2 separate regions of the Homo sapiens genome follow, and region 2 is linked to region 1. The links are chromatin contacts, found by Hi-C or POLR2A ChIA-PET in ENCODE. All regions are on one chromosome and are shown on one strand. The core of a region is the stretch at or near the end of the contact, and the rest is flanking DNA. Distances in the headings are between cores, read along the strand shown.

Region 1 (6,961 bases), core at 4,327-6,826:
TGTTATCTTAAGCCATGGGGATTTGGAGGTTGATATGGTTAGGCTTTGTGTCCCCACCCAAATCTCATCTCGAATTGTAATCCCCAGGTGTTGAGGGAGAGACCTGGTGGGAGGTGATTGGATCACGGGGGCAGTTTCCCCCATGCTGTTCTCAGGATAGTGAGTGAGTTCTCACAAGATCTGATGGTTTTATAAGAGGCTCTTCCCCTTTCACTTTCTACACATGCTCTCTTACCTGCTGCCATGTAAGACATGACTGCTTTCCCTTCCACCATGATTGTAAGTTTCCTGAGGTCGCCCCAGCCATGTGGAACTGTGAGTCAATTTCTTTATAAATTACCCTGTCTCGGGCAGTTATTTATAGCAGTGTGAGAACGGACTAATACAGGGGTTATTCATTCTCTTATCTAACCTATCCTGTCCTGCACTTATATGTCATACCTTTACAAATGTTGTTCCCTCTACTTTGAATGTTCCCCCTCCTTTCACCTGGCAAGCGATCATTAATCTTCCAAAGCCCCGTTCGAGTATCACCTCTTCGCTAACGTCCTCTAGAGTTAGAAACATCCTTCCAGGCACTGCTTCTGTTTGGTCATCCAACATATCGTGTGTTTACTGTATAGCAGGCGCTATGCTAGGTGCCGGGTTCATACAGCCTCCATACAACCAAGCCCCTGCCTTCCTGGGGCTTCCATAGGGAAGATTTAAGTTTACAGCCTCAGTCTCCTTCTCTTGATATAAATGCCACGAGGGTAGAACTCAGACCTAGTCATGTTTGTATTTCAGCACCTGGCAGAGAGTAGGACGCCAGTAACTATTTATTAAAAGTCAGAGTTGCACCTCTTTTTTTTGAGCAAACCCAGCCCTCATCCATCCTACTCGTGTATGCAATTCACACATGTTTACATGACCCCTGTTTTGTCCCCCTTCCTGGATCTCGGGCCCTTAGGGAGTGAGGCTGTGCCTTACCGTTCTGTGCGTGTGTGAGTCAGAGCTGCTGGTCCAGGGAGGCCTGAACACACGTGAGCTATGCAGCAGATGTCTTGCTCACAGCTCATAGAAATGGGGATGGAGACCATCATAAACTCATTCCAACAATGACATTACTTATGCAGAAAGCGGCAAACAGGTGACATTGAGATCGAAGGCTTTCCATCTGCAGGTGCTGCTACTGTGTTGTGGGCTTGTCCTTGGGAATGAACAGTAGACTGGAGACAGAGTCCTAGGCATAGCCCCAGAGTCACTGGTGACTCTGTTGGTCATTGGGCTGGTCCTGTCCCTTCTCTGGGCCTTGATGTCCACTTTTCCAAAATGGGGAGTGGATGGGGGATCTTCACTTCTCTGTTTCCTCAAAGGCAATCTAAGCGGGTTCATGTGGGATAACCCCAGAAAGATCCCAGGAGGAGCATGTGGGGGAACCTCCTTTTTATGCATAGTTTAAGGGGAGGGAGAACAGCTCTGGCCTGGTCCAAGCCATTGCACACACTGTCCTTGTGGCCTGGACTCCCGGGAACATTTCTGGCATTTGGGGGGAAGGTTTGAGTTTGCTATTTTCCAAGCAGCACTGCTTCCCCGTCCCAAGAGAAAAAAACTGGCAGAGGAGAGCCGTGCCCTCTCACCCCTCCTCTCTGCATGGTGGTAACACTTCAGTGGGCTCTCTAATGAGCCTGCACCCCTCCCTAAAGCCATGGCTTGTTTGCTTCTCCCGGGAGCCTGGCACTGAGCCCTAGATGCTGTCATTGTCTTGGGGACAGACTCCCCTCTCCCCAGCTCCTTACGTGGCTCACACCACTAGGTTGGGCAACTTTGTCCCGAACCAGGCTCGCACTCTGGAGATCCTTGAGCGGTTCCTCCATCCCCGGTGGCTGCTGAGAGCAGCACAAATCGGCTCAGCTGGTGCTGTGTGCACGTGTGCGCCTTTCCGTCTGGAAAGTTCTCAGGCTGGGCGAGGGGGGCCGATCTGCAGACATTTCATTCACAACTTGTTGTTGGTCAGTATTTCTCTTCCAAGGGAGGCGGAGGTGTGGTTGCAAAATAAATCTTAGTTTTTTTTTCTCCTCCCCAAAGAAATCATTGTGTTGTAATGCGGGGAGAGCCCGAGACGATGACATTTTTATGGGGCTGCCTCTGGTGAAGACTGTAGTGTCTGCTCCGGCCATCCAGAGGGTCCGTAGATCTCTTTCTCTCTCCCATCGCCATCCCCCGCCCCCTTTCTCTCACAGTAATACAACTTCAGTTCAATACTTGTCTAGAATTCTCAGTGGGGCTACCTAGGCTAAGAGGGGCGGGGGCGGGGGAGATGACATCATATCCTCACCAGCGGATTGGCTGCTTGCAGGCTTCAGGAATGATATCATCTCGGCTTGTGCCTCCCCACCCCCCTTTACTTCCAGTCCTTTCCTGGCCGGGCAAGGCCCCCCTCCCCAGCACCCCACCCCAGGATACCCCGTTGCCTTGGAGACCACAGTTTTCCACCCCGTTGTCTGAAGGAATAGCAATTCATTATATGTGTGACGTGGGGGTGAAGGGTGCAGGGAGACCCGGGCTGGACGGTTGGGAAGGAAGGTCGTGGACAACAAAGTAATGAACAAAAATATGTTTCACGCATGAGAAGCTGTCCGAGATGGCAGTGAGGGAGAGGTCATGGCAAACGGTGTTTATGGCATGGAAAAGTGAAGATTCAAAAAAAAACCCAAGGAGAGGCCAAGATAGTGTGGAAAATATCCACCCCCTCCCAGAGACAGCTCATTAGGAAGGTTTTGGAGGGAGACTCGCAGGAGGTCAGGGGCTGCTGTGTTATCTTTGGAGGAAAGGCCATCCCTTCTCTTCCCCTCCGCAGACGTATCCAGTGAGACAACTCTCTCCCCAGCAAGCTTTTCTCAGGGAGCAGGCAGTTTCTTGAAAAAATGAACCAGATGAGGATCCACCCACCTCCAGAAACAAAGACTGTGGCTGTCTCCAAGAATGAAGCACCAGTCTCTTAGTTGGTATCCCCAGGAGACCAAGGTGGGAGGGAAGCATTGCCCATCGAGGTTGTATGTGGTGTGTGTCTGTATCTGGGTGTGTTTCCATGATCTGTGGATGAACTGCATATGCCAATCATATTCACTAGGGAATATTTCAATTCTTATTTCCCTGGGACAGGTTAAAGACAGCAGCTCACAAATTCCCCCGGGTCCTGTCCTACCTCCTTGCACGCCTTCCCCACTCTTGTCTCTTTCCAGAGGCACTCAATCTCTCTGCTTGCACTGTTCATATGTGTCTATTTATTGTATTTCTCTAGGTGTGTTTAATGTTGATTTTCTTGTCCAGGGCATTCTTTAGATTCAGCAATTCAAGGTTTGAGGTTTAGAATATTGGCGGGGACTCCTGGCAGGGATTCTGCTTTTTTGGATCCCTAATGATGTGTCAACCCCCAACTCTGTCTCTTCTTGGCCTCTCATAGGCTGCCTCTGAGGCTGTTACAGGTGATTCTGAAACTACAGCTTTCTAGTTAGAAGGAAAATAAGCACATGGCAAAAAGAGATGTTAAACAGGTACCCGCACGTACCTGAGTGTTGAAGAATGTTGGGTAATAAGGAGAGAGCCAATAGATGCATTTTAGGAACAGATTGTTTTAAAATGTGTGTGCAGAGATTGGTGTATATTTTTTCCCTATGTCTACAACATACTAACAACTCAATAAATGTTGGCTATTGTTATCTTCTTGTTTATTCTTACAGATTTTGTCAGCTAAAAGTGCATTTTTAAATACCAGCTAAAATGGATGAAAACTATATACACTATACACAAACATACACATACATGTGCGGGTCTGTGTGTACGTGCATGTCTCTCTCTATATATACATATATGTCTCTGTGTGTGGGTGTGTGTGTGTGTCTTTGTGATTGCATTTCCTTATTTCTGTTTTTGAGCTTTCTCAAATGTTTTGCAGTGAGTAGGTATTACAAATATAATCAGGGAAAAGAAGCTATTTTAAAAAATCGGTCATTGGGCAGGATGTTCCAAAGGGCAGATGAATGTAACTTCCAAGATGAAGTAACCGGATGTCTGTCAACTCAGAAAACAAGGTATGCGTTTGTCCCCTGTGGGGTGGTGACGTGAACCTCTCTGGAGTCCTGTGGCTCCTCTTCATTCTGCCTTGGCCTAATTTCTCTGCTTTAGAGTAAACGCAGCTCCTCTGAGTGCCAGGAATGGAGGTGATCTCGGGCAGCCTTCTAATCCATCCTCCTCCCATCTAAACTGAAAAGTGGATATTAATCCAAGATTTCCACAATCCGTCACCTCAGAATCCACACGCCCAAAACCAAAGTCATAATTTCTGAAACTATCTCCTACCACCCCCTAAAGTTCCTGTGTTTGCCCCAAGAACTACTATTTTTATCCAAGCCAAAACATGTAAAGTCATTTTTGATTACTCTCCGTATGTCAGTCTCTAAGAGTCACCAAGAACAGTTCATGTTTCCTTCCAAGTATGTCATTGCAGTCATCCTTTCCACTGTCCCACTTTTCTAATTCAAGCCATTTCTTTCAAATTCCAGCTTAAATGCCTTCTCTTCCATGAAGACTTCCTTGATCACTCCTGTCTTTACAGATGAACGGCTAACTGGAATACCAACAGAATAAACAGACTTTAGTCCTGCCATCTGCCCTGGCCCATGCAGCCTGGCATTGTTTAGGGGATCATACCTGGCTTCCCACCCAGGCCACATGACTCTAGAGGGCAAGACTTAGTAAGGTCACGTAGTAGGAGCTCAATATAATTTATTGGTTAGACAAGAGGAAACCACTTCTTCTCTTGACAAGCCATGTTGGTATTTTACCTTCTTCCTTTTATAGATATACCCTCCCAAACACCTGCCCTGAATGCCTACCATTTAATTTAAGCTAGCTTTTCTCTCTCTTTCCTAGTCTAATTTCTTACATGTTCTTGTCCTTTAAGATATTGATGAAACTCTACCTAAACTCCACCTTTAGAGTTTAATTATTCTCCCAGTAAGTAGTTGATTCTCTTAGTTGATTTAAAAGGCAGGACAGTCCAAGGTTTAAGGGTGTGGATTCTGGAGCCAGACCACCTAGATCCAGGGGGTCTAATATGGTAACAACTAGCCACATGCACCACGTAAATTTAAATATAGTTAAATAAAATTTAAAATTCACTTCCTCAGTTACACCAGTGACTTTTCAAGGACTTAATAGCCACATGTAGCAGTGGTGACCCCACTGGAAAGCATAGCCATGGGACATGTCTATCACTGCAGAAAGTCCTAATGCAGAGCACAGGCTAGATCCACTGTGTGTGCAACCTTAAGCAGAAATACCGTATTTGACTTTCTGGGCCAATTTCCTCATGATTCCTACCTCGTTGAGTTGTTCAAGCCTTAAATGAGTGAATACACATAAAATACTTGGAATATGTCTAGTGCATAACCACCACTCACTCATAGTTAGTTGTTACATTCTGCACAAGCTTGTGTTCTAGCTATCAATTCATCTCTGTGACCTCATCATGGGTCTGTCTTGCATTTTTTGGTAACAGCATTCTCAGGGCCTTCTGCCAAGGGCCCGCTTTGATCTCCCTTAAAGGACAGCATTATCTGACCAGAGGTATTCATGGGGCCCACCTTCCTACTCAGTCCCATACACATTTCTTTATAAAGCCATCAGCGCCCCCTTAGAAGTAAGAAGTGCTCCGTGTGGGAGCTGGGGAGGGGCTGTGAGGTTGGCAGTGAGCCCCTGTGGCTTTCAGGATGGGCTCCTTGTCTTGGTCACCACCAGGCCATGGAAGCTCTGTTTTCTCCCCGGGACCCGGGGCAGCGAGTAGAGAAGCTGGAATGATGTTTAATCAGCCTGGGCATTCCTCACTGGTGACCTAATGAGCCGGCATGACTAAATGACCATTAGACGGAATGTTTGTGTGAACTGCAATAGAAAAGTTCCTCTCAACTTCCTGAAAAGGAAGATAATATATCTAAATAGCTTCCTGTCTCTTTGCTGCCAAGCAGCAGCCGCAGCAGCAAAATAGATTCTGCAGCAGGGAAATATTTAGCACATTGGGTGTGCTCAGCCCCTCTCTGTTTGGAAGGGTGAACCCAGCAGGGAAGTGAGTGGGGCAGGAGACATTCCCAGATGCTTGTGATGTTTGGAGAGATGATTGACGATTTGTTTCTGGGGTGGAGATTAGGAAGACACAGGCCAGGTATAGAGGGTATTGAGGAGCATAGGACAGAGATGGGGTAACCTTTCAGGATCTTGTTGCTCACCTTGATGTGGTGTTGTCAGGGCCTGGAGCAATCTTTGCTTTGGTTCTTAGAAACCTCGGTTCATGTTTTAGCAGGAAAGGGAAGGACAGACTGCTTCCTGCCTGCCAGATTGCTTCCAAGCCCCTATGCATGTCTCTTTGGAAGACCTTGCCATTGCTGTTAAAAATATGCTTAGGGGCTTTGTTTTGAATGGAAACTGCTACTTTACGCAGTCAAACCACAAAACACAATCCAGAAAATCCCATCTTCCATTTGCCATGGCTCAAGAGGGAGGAGGAAGCACGAGGTGTGCCTGTCTGTGCTGCCCTGGCTGGCAGTGTCCCTGAGGACCAGCTCTTGCAGACTTAGCCAGGTACCTGTGGGCTCAGCTTTGCTAGGACTGTCCCAGGTGTGGGCCCTTCTCTCCACACCCCTCCCCAGACCTCATTTATCCCTTTCTCTAACCACAGGCTACACCAAGCCCTATTAGCAGCTGTTCTTGGGATCCAGACCAGAGATTGGCAAACTTTTTCTTAAAGGGCCAGGAAGCAAAAAAATCCTAGGCTTTGTAGGCCAAGAGGCAAAGTTAAGGCTATTAGGGAGGTACTTATATAATCATTTTAAAATAAAAGAACGCTTTTTAGTTAGAGGGCCATGCAAAAGTGGGCAGTGGGCTGGATTTGGCCTGTGGGCCGTAGTTTGCTGACCCATGATAT
Region 2 (7,042 bases), core at 2,707-5,206, 35 kb before region 1:
TGGCTTCCCTCCCTCCCTTTCTTTCCTTCTTTCCTTCCTTCCTTCCTTCCTTCCTTCCTTCCTTCCTTCCTTCCTTCCTCTCTCTTTCTCTCTTTTCAAGGTCTTGCTTCGTTCCCCAGGCTGGAGTGCAGTGGCACGATTATAGTTGACTGCAGCCTCAACCTCCTGGGCTCAAGTGATGATCCTCCTGCCTCAGTCTCCCGAGTAGCTGGGACAACAGGCACACACCACCACACCTGGCTAGTTTTCAAAACTCTTTTTTGGCGAGAAGGGGGTTCTTGCTATGTTTCCCAGGCTGGTCTCGAACTCCTGGCCTTCAAGGATCCTCCTGCCTTGGCCTCCCAAAGTGCTGGGATTACAGGCATGAGCCACTCTGCCTGGCCAGGCTTTCTTTTTTGAGGAAGTAAAGGTAACTGCAGAAATCCAGAAGACACAAACAAGCTGAAAAAGGAGAAATTGACCATAATCCCCAACCCAGAGGGTCATATGCAATCTGCAAGTTGGAAAGGTTATTCTAGGCTACGGGGTGGGGGAGCTTCTGAGACTTTCATCCTCACGAGCTAGCGGGACATACGCTATAATGTGTACTTGGATCACTGGGGGTCTTGTTACCATGCAGATTCTGAGTCAGTAAGCCTGGGTGAGGCCTGTGATCTTGCATTTCTAACCAGCTCCTGGGGGATGCAGAGGGCCTAGCCACAGAACACACTTTCAATAGCAAGGGTCTAGGGCATCCCTGTCCAATAGAACTTTCCTTGGTGATGGAAATGTCTCATATCTGTGCTATTGGATATGTTACGTCGCCACTAGCCTCCTGAGGCTATTGAGCTGTTGAAATGTGGCTCATGCAACCGAGCAAGATAATTCAAAATTGTATTGAATATTCATTCATGTACATTTAAATAGCCACATATATGCTGGTGGCTACCATGTTGGACAGCACAGAAGATTCCATTGGTTCATACAAGTCCAGGTGCAAGCCCTCTCTCCCTGCAAGGAAGATGCAGACTCAGATGCAGATGGCCACCTGGTCCTCCATCGTGTGCCCTGAATCTGCTGCCCTGACTCTCCCCTCGTACGAACCCTGCACTGGGGAGACCCATCCGCTTGGTATTCTCCACACAGTGCTTCTTTCTGGTTACTATCCTGCTTAAAAGGGACTGCTGAGAAGTGAGCATGAGATCGATGGCCTGGCTTAAAAATAAGAGCTTACAGCCTGACCAAAGCCTGCAAAAGTCTGCACACAGCCGTTCTAGGAAACTAGCTGCATTCAAAGCAGTGCTGAGCATCCAGGGGCCACTACGGCCCATCAGATACTGTATCCTGACTGCTCTTTCCCTCCTCGTAACATTAAGAGACAGTTTTGGGTCGATGCAACAATGCTGCAGAAGCCCTTGGGTCCACGTCTGCTCCTACCAAAGCCCTCCCGGGCAGTGCCTTCCCATTCGCACGCTGAAATATTAGATGTTCAGTCGAGAGTCCAACAGCAAAATAGTTCTGAAATTGTGTGTGCTTTTTTTTTTCTTCTAATTTAATGTGCCAGACAAGCCTCCCTGTAATTAAAACCAGAAACAAGGACCAGACTTAGACAGAGATTTGAAGGCTGTAAAATTCTAGGACAGGTTTATGTAAAGCAATTAAAAAGGGAGTTAAAAATTGTTAAAAAATTAAACACTAATTACTTTTTTTTCTCCTCTCATTTCTGCTGAGCTGTTCTGGCCATGGAGCTCAGAGAAAGATATAAAAAGGAGAAAGTTTTGCCTCGTTGCTGTAAATCATGTTCAACAAATGCTTCTCTGCATTTTGCAACCGAACCCATCTGCTGTCAATTAGTCTAAATCATGCCTTTTCAATTAAAGTGGCTTAGGGAAGTCTGGTAGTGAAACGGGTGTGTGTGAGTGTGTGAGTGCGTGTGTGTGTGTGCATGCGCGTGTGTGAGGGGAGGGGGCTGGCCTGGTGGTTGTGAGGAATGGGAGAAAGGTGAAGTCTGATTTCAGGCTGCGAGGTGGAAATATCTTTTAAAAGGTGTGATCTTATTTTAGTGTTTTCCATATAAAATGCGGTATTATTTGCATGCTGTGGGGAGTGGTGAAGGGTGGAAACAAAGCTGAAGAGTTGAGGCTTGAGAATTGGATGCAAACTCGTTCTGGTGAGCCCCAGCTTGAGTGGAGCTTGCTGCCTGGATGGCACCCATGGGTGTTGGTTGGGAGCTGCTGGAGAGGGGGTGTTCCGAGACCACCGTGTTACGAACATCTAAGAGGGGGCAGGAATCATGGCTGCAACATGGGGTCTTCAGAGTACGCAGACAGACGCTTCCATGGAGGGAGAGTGGGTTCAGTATTAAAACTGAGATACCTAGCTGGGCACGGTGGCTCACGCCTGTAATCCCAGCACTTTAGGAGGCCAAGGTAGGCGGATCACCTGAAGTCAGGAGTTCGAGACCAGCCTGGCCAACATGGTGAAACCCTGTCTCTACTAAAAATACAAAAATAAGCCAGGTGTGGTGATTCGTGCCTGTAATCCCAGCTACTCGGGAGGCTGAGGCAGGAGAATTGCTCGAACCTGGGAGGCAGAGATTGCAGTGAGCCGAGATCGCACCTCTGCACTTTGGCCTGGGCGACAGAGCAAGACTCCATCTCAAAACAAAAACAAAAACAAAACAAAAACTGAGAGACCTGCAAAAACTCTGCATTCTGACCGAGGCCAGTGGGGGATTAAAGAGGAAAAGGTGCTGTTGTCTTTCCAAATACAGTGGACTTTCAACATCCCAAGATGGTCTGGGTGCGACGCAGGCAGGAGCTATAAGAAGGGTCCAGTCTCTAGGGACCTGAAGAGGATCTGATGCCAAGTTCTTTTTTAGAGTCCCCCAGGCCATGTGGGCCCTGTCCTGGGGGGAAGTTCAGATGGTGGCGTGGTTCACCCACAGGCCAGGGCATTTGAGCTGAGGAGCCATTGGACAGGAGTGTGCATGTGTCTTTGCATGGAGAACCCCTCTGTGTGCTCCGTGCCCACCTCTGGCTTCCCAGCCTGTGATGATCTGTTTCCCAGCTCTTAACTCCTCCCCAGGTGCATCAGGTGGGGCTGCACCTGAGAGATGGGGCAAGGAGGTAGTTTGGGGTGCTTGTGTTTGACTTCACGTGGTCTCCTCTCCTCTGAAAAAGAGAAACATGCTTGCCTTGACTCAACTTAGGTGGAGGAATCTGTGTTCTCTCCCCGCTGCTCCGCTCACAGTGGGAGGGGTGGGAGATGAAGTGGGTGGTCTGCTGAGGAGTGTTTATTTTCAATCACTGAGCCCCTCCTCTCTTGCTGGTCTCACTCCCTCTGCAGAGCTGTCCTGAGGGATCTGCAACCTGCTGGGAAACCTGCTCCTTGGTTGGGGTTTAGAGGGAGGGGATTTGGTAAGGGAAGGCCTGGTGCCACCAGCTGGGTCTTTGAGATTCAATATCCATACTGATGATAATAATAATAGCTAAATATGCGAAACACTTGCTATGTTCCTAAACATTATGCAGAATCCCTCATTTCAGACACTTGCCCAGTGTCACACAGCTCATAGGTGCAGAGACAGGACTCAAAGCTGGGTTGCATGCTTTTGACCCCCAGACTACACCACCTTATATAGCGAGGGGCCTCCAAGAGCTTCCATGCTCTCTGCTGCTATGCTCCTAAGTTGGGGTTTGGAGGAGGGTGCCGGTGAGGAGAGGCCACCTCCGCATTATTAATGGGTGGACTTGGGTGTGACTGGTGGTGTACTGATCGATCTTTGAGTGAGGCACACCTGGGTTTGCATCCCAGCTATGCCACCTGCTGCTTATTTAAACCGCCCCCAAATCACTTATCGTCTTGGTCCATTTGCAAAACGAGGTTCAGCCCGACCTCCCTGGACAAGGGCCACATTGCATTTGCTGAGTGTGCCCAGCATGGAGAAGACACTCCATAAATGTTGGGCTCCTTGCCTTTCTTCCTGGTGGCCTGATTCCATGAAGCTTGACCTGGTTTCTTTCTGGCTTCCAGCCTGTGATTTCCTGCAGGATACAGTTACAGGTCTCTTTCCAAGTGATTCACTCTAAACAAGACCCGGGTGGGACGCTGTCCGCCAAGCAGGGCAACACCCCAGTGGGCTGGGCCAGAACACCCCATCCAGGGGCTCCAACCCCTGGGAAAGGCCACCTCCAGCTCCCGAGGAGCCCTGCCCTATGTGGCAGCTGGATGGAAAGGTTGAGGCCAACTCAGCTTCTGTTTTCTGTCCACAGCTCCTTCAAGCTGCCTGGTGCCCCACCGGCCAGCCCAGAGGAAGGAAGGGCTGCCTGGCTTTGCTCCAGGGGAGCCCAGCAGGCCCAGCCGTGCAGGCTGTCCTCACTCTGAGCCCCTTTAATCCGACGGCTGAGTGCAGTGAGCCATAACCAGGGCTTCCAGGAGCCTCCCTGAGCCAGGCACCAGTGTTCCCAGCCACCTCCAAGGGGGGTGGAGAGGCTGCTGCCTGGCTCCCAGGAGCTGGCAGGATGTGGGATATGGAACCTGGGGGCCAGAGGCTTTAGTTGGGTGCACAAAGGTGCCTGCCCCCTGGGAGGTCCTCTCTGCATCTCAGAAAGGAGGTTCTGGTGAAGACAGCTGGCTGAGATAGGGAGCTGTATTAGTTTATTTTCACACTGCTATAAAGAAATACCTGAGACTGGGTAATTTATAAAGGAAAGAGGTTTAATTGACTCACCGTTCCACATGGCTGGGGAGGCCTCAGGAAACTTACAGTCATGGCGGAAGGGGAAGCAAGGACCTTCTTTACATGGCAGCAGGAGAGAGAAGAGAGTGAGGGGGGAAGAGCCCCTTTTAAAACCATCAGCTCTTGTAAGAAGTCACTATCACAAGAACAGTACAGGGGAAACCACCCCTGTGATTCAATCACCTTGAACCAGGTATCTCCCTCAACACCTGGAAATTACAACTCAAGATGAGATTTGGGTGGGGACACAGAGCCAAACCATATCAGGAGCCCACTCTCCAGGTACCACTTTCTTCTTCTTGTGGGCCCTCCATCATCCTCCCCATACCCCAAGCATGGTGTCCCATGGCTGAGCTGAACTGACTGCATTGAAGAGCCTTGTCCCAGCTCTCAGCTTCCTGTCCCTGTCCTCTCTCAAGCTCTGTCCCTAGGATAATTGGAAAAGCTTTCCTTTTTTTTCTTTTTCTTTTCTTTTCTTTCTTTTTTTTTTTTTTGAGACAGAGTCTCACTGTGTTGCCAGACTGGAGTGCAGTGGCACTATCTCAGCTCACTGCAACCTTCACCTCCCAGGTTCAAGCAATTCTTCTGCCTCAGCCTCCCAAGTAGCTGGGACTACAGGTGTGTGCCACCACACCCAGCTAATTTTTGTATTTTTACTAGAGATGGGGTTTTACCATGTTGGCCAGGATGTTCTCGATCTCTTGACCTCGTGATCTGCCTGCCTTGGCCTCCCAAAGTGCTGGGATTACAGGCATGAGCCACTGTTCCTGGCTGGAAAAGCTTTTCTATCTAATTGAAATGGAGTAAGTTGGAAGAGGTGCTTTCATTCAGGCCAGATTATGTCTCAGGAGAGCAGGGATGCTGGGGTCAGACACACCAGCCTCTGAACTCAGTGCTATCACTTGGGCTGGGTGGCCTTAGGCAGGTGACTGAGCCTCTCCAGGTCTCGTTTCCTCCATCTGAAAACTGAGAACAAATCATACTTTTCAGTGTGATTCAGAGGATCTGAACTAAACCATGGGAAGTACCTGGTAAAGCATCTGCCACATGTAACAAGCAAGGAGTAAATTGTCTCATGTCCTGCAGATCCTCCCGCTCCCACCAAGAAATTCTGTGCTTTGCATCCACGCACCCCCAGGCGGTTATCACAGACCCTCTTTCATAAGACCGTATTCCACAGGACTCCTTTGGAGCCAAGTGACCAAGTTATGTCTGGTCTTCCCCTGGGAGAAGTCTGGCCTGGGCCTGCATTTAGTCACAGGATCAGGTTGAAAGTCAAGCCTGTTGCTCCTGGGTGGCTGGCTGGGGCTGGGAGGTGGCCCTTCGCCGTGTGCAGACACATTCTCTGGGCACAGCTGAGCCTTAATGTGATGGTGGAGGGAAGCTCAGCCTGGCGTCTGGAATAACACCACAGGCCTTGAGGTTTGCACTGTCTCATCCCCTGGGAAGGTCGCCAAGCCGAGTCGGCATCTCGCTCTTTGCAGGCCTGGAGAGCTGCCCTTTGGTGGCTTACTTGCTTGTCCTCATGCCCCTGCCCGCTGAAGGCCACTGTGTCCCGAGCGGCCTGCCTCTGGGGTTCACCCTTCCAGCCATCACCTTGCCTTCAGTGAGGAAGACTCTCATCAGAATTCTCCCTGCTCACTGGTTCTAGGGAAACCTTCACCCCTACCCACACCCCCAGCCCCAGGAGAAAGCCACTTACTTGGGAATGGGGTCTCTGGAGGCCCTTGTAGTACTCCTAGGAGCCTTGTAGTACTCCTACTGCACCTAATGAACTTGGACAAGAGTTTCTGTCCCTTGGGCTGACCCAAACTGACCCAGCAGAGCCCCGGTTGGACACAGGATGTGAGCCAGGTTTTAAGATTCTGTTCCCACATCACCTCCTTTCTAATGTGTGGATCGGAGGGGTCTTAGTTTGGCTAGAACTCAGGAGGGCAGGAATGGCTGTGGGTGGAAGGAGTGGATGGGCTATACGAGTTAAACACATATAAACCCAGGCTGGATTTTATGTGTCTTTTACTTTTTTTCCCCCTCTGGGTTTACAGTTTTACCCTGTGCTTTCCCTAATCGTATGAATCAGTTTGAATGGTAATTGTTTTCTTGACTGTCTAGCCCACCAGACCATGAGCTTCTTAAAGGCACAGACTCTGTCCCAGGTGCCAAAAACAGCCCTTGGCTGGTGGGGAGAGGATGATGTGGGTCGGGGGAGGGGATGGACAAATGTCTGCTGAATAGATATGTGGAGAGGTCATGGTGAACGGTCACCTCGGTGGACACGGCATTTTAGAGATGAACCAGGTCCTCTGAATGTCCTCAAGATGC

The links. Hi-C counts contacts between places; a loop is a spot of excess contacts on that map. ChIA-PET counts read pairs that join two places held with the same protein, here RNA polymerase II (POLR2A). Pooled maps may share reads with other maps.
Region 2: a loop to region 1 is called in a map of heart right ventricle, with 3 times the contacts of the local background. The contact joins two enhancer-like sites. A Hi-C loop is called at or near these places in 4 of 168 maps with a recorded cell type or tissue (IMR-90, MCF 10A, PC-9 and 1 more) and 2 of 50 pooled maps. POLR2A ChIA-PET finds 5 or more read pairs at or near these places in 7 of 52 experiments (AG04449, AG04450, BJ and 4 more).

Annotation. Positions count from the first base shown.
Region 1 is chr17:72,338,151-72,345,111 of GRCh38, reverse strand. LINC02003 (long intergenic non-protein coding RNA 2003) reads right to left here and starts at 2,301. Exons shown (of 4, transcript NR_135222.1): 1 at 970-2,301. RefSeq lists an enhancer at 370-429. Within about 2 kb of position 5,576, at least 14 of the 41 ENCODE cell types and tissues checked have a DNase peak (open chromatin) inside an H3K27ac peak, as active enhancers do.
Region 2 is chr17:72,371,450-72,378,491 of GRCh38, reverse strand. No RefSeq gene overlaps it. Among named protein-coding and RNA genes, the nearest start is that of LINC02003, 32 kb to the right of the region's middle. Within about 2 kb of position 3,956, at least 2 of the 41 ENCODE cell types and tissues checked have a DNase peak (open chromatin) inside an H3K27ac peak, as active enhancers do.